2 separate regions of the Mus musculus genome follow, and region 2 is linked to region 1. The links are chromatin loops, found by intact Hi-C in ENCODE. Cell type or tissue: left cerebral cortex. All regions are shown on one strand.

What was found. Peaks named below come from ENCODE experiments on the same cell type or tissue, not always from the same donor. Only the 100,000 strongest peaks of a DNase experiment are listed, where the experiment ranks them.
Region 2: it touches region 1 in a loop (2.3-fold over the local background); 9 of 42 quality-filtered maps call a loop at or near these places.

The regions. Positions count from the first base shown.
Region 1 is chr19:18,833,759-18,836,258 of GRCm38, reverse strand. All of the region lies in intron 24 of Trpm6 (transient receptor potential cation channel, subfamily M, member 6), which reads right to left. Among named protein-coding and RNA genes, the nearest start is that of Gm41814, 85 kb to the right of the region's middle. In left cerebral cortex, a CTCF peak has its summit at 1,068 (motif pointing right); a DNase peak (open chromatin) is centred at 1,078.
Region 2 is chr19:18,576,801-18,579,300 of GRCm38, reverse strand. No RefSeq gene overlaps it. Among named protein-coding and RNA genes, the nearest start is that of Ostf1, 54 kb to the left of the region's middle. In left cerebral cortex, no CTCF peak of the experiment used is centred here; a DNase peak (open chromatin) is centred at 984.

The DNA.
Region 1 (2,500 bases):
CTAGCCTCGTGTATTTTGTGATAGCAGTGTGATGTGTGCAAATGGCTTTTCTCCCAGTTGGACTAACAGGAAGGGTAGCTTATGGGACAGACATCCCAGCCTGTCACACTATGCTCCCTGAAAAGCAGTAGTACAAACATCTAAGAATACCAGATAACTCTTTCTTCTTCCTTCTTTAAAAAATGGTGAACATGGTGGACAGGCAGAAGCCTTCTTTTCAATATTTGAATAGTGTGCCATGTTTTCCTGTGTTAAACAAACTTCTCTATATTTATATGCAGCTGGAGAAAGAACACCGTTGTCTTTTTTCCCTGTTGCCTGCTTTAGCTATTAAAAGAGCGATAGGTAATCTACAGATGAAAATCGAATTTACAGGGGGCAGTGTGGGCTGATGCCATTGCAGCCGGTGTGAGGAAGTCCTGCCTCCTCAGCCTGAGCATGGACTGGGTGGCCCTCTTTCTTTCTGAGAACTACCAGCCAATAGTCAGTCAACACTGCACCCTTCCCGGAGTAACTAACTCTTTAAAGGACACCTCTCCTTGTGGTGCCAAGGCCAATGCAGGCTTTTATCAAACCCCAGCATTCAGATTTATACACTGCCCTGGTTCTCAGGGAATGGAACCAGAAATCACATTTAAGTGTGTTTCTAATATAGGAAATATCAAGAGGGCGTGATGTTGCTAAAGGAACAAACAGAAAATTCCTTCATAAGTGTCTTCACATAAGTAAGGAGGAAAATTAAATATTACTTCATAATTTACTAAAGCAATAGTTTCATTATTCTCCAATTAAACAACCAACGAGAAATTAGTTTTAAATTGAAAATGTGTGTAGTAATAAAAATTGTGTCACAACTAAAGCAAACAATATTTTGTGATTTATATGGCGTGAAGGAACCTTTTCGACATTAGAAAATAATGATAATCTCGCACAGCCCCCATTTTTGATGTCCTATAAGCATGAAGTTTTTCAGGACCAGGATGTCCACCCGCGCCACCAGCAGCAAATCTGCCCCCAAATTCCCAAAGGGAGCCAGCAACAGGTGCTGCTTGGAGTATGCAGTTCCTAAAACTATCCACGAGGTGGCACTGCTGCCCCATCTGTTGTCTACTCTACCTGGGAAAGGAAGCCCAGAGAATGTTTTAGAACTATGGGTGAACTTGCCTTGGTGCAAAAGCTTTGAATCCAGCACTCCAGTAGTTAACAGATGTAAAGGGAAAATCTCAGGACGCCACAACACCAAGTTCTCAGCACAGAAGGACAAGAAAGACAGAAGGCAGGGAATGAAAAGCAAAAGACAGGAGATAGAGAATGAAGGAGAAGGAAACAAGGAAGAGGGGGGACAGGTTTGTTTAATTACCAAAAACGCAAAGATTCGTAATATTTTCCTCAGGAGAAAAATACTAAAGTAATATCTCTTTGAAGTATGTTGTGTTGGGTGTTTTTTTTTTTTTTTTTTTTAAATCTAAGTGGCTGACTTGAATTTCAAAAAAAGAAAAAAGAAAGAAAGAAAAGTAATGACATCAACTTTGGCCTGGGATTATGTGGTCTCCATATACTTTGATCTTTGGTACTATGTTTTTTGTTCGTTTGGTTGGTTGGGGTTTTTTGTTTTGTTTTGTTTTCTTTCTTTTGTTTTTTGTTTGTTTGTTTTTTGTTTTTGTTTTTAGAGACAGGGTTTCTCTGTGTAGCCCTGGTTGTCCTGGAACTCACTCTGTAGACCAGGCTGGCCTCGAACTCAGAAATCCGCCTGCCTCTGCCTTCCAAGTGCTGGGATTAAAGGCGTGTGCCACCACTGCCCAGCCAGTACTATGTTTTTATGCGGAGACTCTTAGCACTGACAATTACACAATCGAAATCTATAGAAATTGAAGACCCTTAAGTATCCTTAAGTATCAAAAATCCAATCCAGATTAAATTCTTTATAAAATACACCACACACGCCCATCTCAACGTTGTGCAAATTAGCTTTGTCTTTAATAAATGGATACTTGAGGGTTTTCTAAATTTTATTGTGTATAGATACTTTGCATGCTTGTGTGTCTGTGTCCCACTGAGGCTGTAAGAGGTGTGAGACCCCTTAGACCTGGAGTTACAGATGGTTACGAGCTGCCACATGGGTGCTGGGCGTCATGCTCGCTAGGGTCCTCAGAGGGCAACCAGTGCTGCCATCTCTACACCCACCACCCCCTGGATTACTTTTATATCAATGGCTATGTGATCTGCTATCAGCTAATTCATGTGCACCTTATAAAGTTCTACAGGCCTTAGGGCCAACCTGGGGGATAAAACAAGTAAGCATCCTTGAATAAAACAGAACAGGAGCGCACATTTCCAGCTGTCTGTGCTTCACACTGCTTTTCCGAAAATAAGAAGCATCCTTTTTGTGCCCTCGTCTGATCTTAGGTGGTTAAGAGACCAGAGCTCTGATTCCAGTTTATCCGCTAGGCAAAGCTCGCTTCTCTGTTTCCCTGGATCCGAGACCCTTTGAATCACCTGT
Region 2 (2,500 bases), 260 kb after region 1:
AATGTCATGGTCTCAGTGTTTCTAGTTTCCCAGCCCTGGGCCCAGAAGTACATCTTTAAGAATTGACTGCTTATTTCAAAAGGCGTATTGGTCAAGAGAGGGAAATGTTGAAGAAGGAAGTGGACTAGCTCAGGAAATGAATAATGCCTGTGCAGGTGTGTCTTCTGCCTGTAGCTGGTTTTTCTCTCTGTAGGTCCCTTGAGAAAGGTGCCTGGAGGGACCAGTTTGAGGTCATTCAGATACCTCACCTAATTTAGTTGCAAATAACCTGTAAAAGCAATGACAGCAGAGACGGCCTCTGGGATTAATTAAGAGGCATATTGTCACCTCCAAATAGCTGCTGTGCTATTACATTGTTTCATTTTGGTTGGTTGAGACAGTCTCGCCAGGCTGTCCCTGACACTCACTGTGTAGCCCAAACTGTCCTCAAATCCTGCCCCTGCCTCCCAAGTGCTGGGGTTGTACTCGAGAGCCTCCACGCCTGGCTTGTTAATAAATCCAGTCGAGCTGCTTGCATTTCTCAATAAGCAAAATTGGAAAGATAGCAGTTCCTTCCAGAAGTGGTCTCTCTCCCCATAGAACTTGGAAGGGCTTTTCACTGGAACAGGCAGGGTGTGTGCCTCTCAGCACAAAGCAGGTCCTGAGATACTTCATTCTTCTGTCCTCTGCGAGCAAGGCAGTTAAGCAATCATTGACAGGGCGGAGACAATGAAGCATAAGCAATGGGGAGAGGGTCACGTTTAACTAGCTAGTACTACATAGGCACGCCAGCTGCCTCGTCCCTCCCTTTAACTCAGGTTTTCCCAGGAGCCCTGCACCACCCCGCATCCCACTCCTGCCGTTGCTGCCTGGGTGGGCAGGAACCCATGCAGACATTGTTGCTTGAGATCCCAACTTCAAGGTGATTGATTCCAGCTGATATATTCAACCTCTTCTCGGCTGTGTCCCTTGCCTTCCCCAGCTCCTGTGTGACAGCCACACAAACCCCACATGTTTCCGGGCCAGATTGGATCCATCTAGCAGAGCCAGCTCCCCCTTCATGCTATGTTCTGCCTTCCTGACGCGAGCTGACTGCAGTCCGTGACGCTGTTTCTCTTCTCCTTCCTGAAGCTTCTTTTGGAATGATTTAGCTGTGGTGAGGGTGAGAGCTGACTGGCAGAAGGACGGCACTGGGTGTCAAGTTTTGGAAGGAAGCCGAATCCCCCCTTGTGAGCCTAGCCTACAGAATTGTGGTGCTCCTCAGTTCACTGCCGCCTTTTCTAGTCCAGACAGTAAATCTAACCCTGCCCCAGGAGACTGAGAGTGAAATAAGACTCTAAACTCTCCAACCCCTAACTAAACGCCTGTAATTATGATAAAATTATAATAGGTGCTTTTAATTAATATTTGTATATTTATGTATTTAAGGTAAAGAATAATAGTGCGTGCTTGTGGCGCACGCGCACACACTCTCTCTCTCTCTCTCTCTCTCTCAACCTGTGAGAATCGAAAAGGTTGGCCAGTTATAGCTCTTAGGGCAGGAGAAAGGGTCACATGGAGAACTTGTGTGTGGCATCAAGTTTGGTGCAACTGTACAGCTTATTTAGCTGTGGTTGAATTGCCTGTCTAGCTGATTTGAGCTTTCTCTTGAGTTGCTCAATGCTGATCTCGGCAACTGAAAATCTGTTCTAGGAAGCCCCCACCACAGTGCACAAGGAGGCTTTGGCTGTATTCTGGAAATGACTGGCAGTTTGCTGTAACCTGAACTTCTGATAGTCACTGTGGCCTGTTCGGTGTGCAGTGACGCTGGGTCCGTTGCACCCCAAAAGCTTCATGCAAAGGGCTATCCTCCCTGTCAGGGCTTCCTGCTGGGCTTCAGCTGTTGCAGATGATTCGTTGCTGAGTGACCATGCTGCTAGTGTGTGTATTTCTTCAGTGAATCTTCACTGTACTGTCTAGTTTTATGTTAACTTGACACAGGCTGGAGTTATCACAGAGAAAGAAGCTTCAGTTGGGGAAATGCCTCCACGAGATCCAGCTGTAAGGCATTTTCTCAATTAGTGATCAAGAGGGGAGGTCCCCTTGTGGGTGGGGCCATCTCTGGGCTGGTAGTCTTGGGATCTATAAGAGAGCAAGCTGAGCAAGCCAGTAAAGAACATCCCTCCATGGCCTCTGCATCAGCTCCTGCTTCCTGACCTGCTTGAGTTCCAGTCCTGACTTCCTTGGTGATGAACAGCAGTATGGAAGTGTTAGCCGAATAAATCCTTTCCTCCCCATCTTGCTTCATGGTCATGATGTTTTGTCTAGGAATAGAAACCCTGACTAAGACAATTAGCCATGTTGTTATTACCCAGAGATGGAAGTGGAAATAATATTGAAAATGAAATTTCATATTTTAAATAGAAGAAAATGATAATTATTTGTTTTGAGACTAGCTGGTCTTCCCAAGGGCTGATATTAAAGGCGTGCATGCACAGATATTATATAGAACCCAGAGTTCTGACTTTGTTTTTGGGAAGAA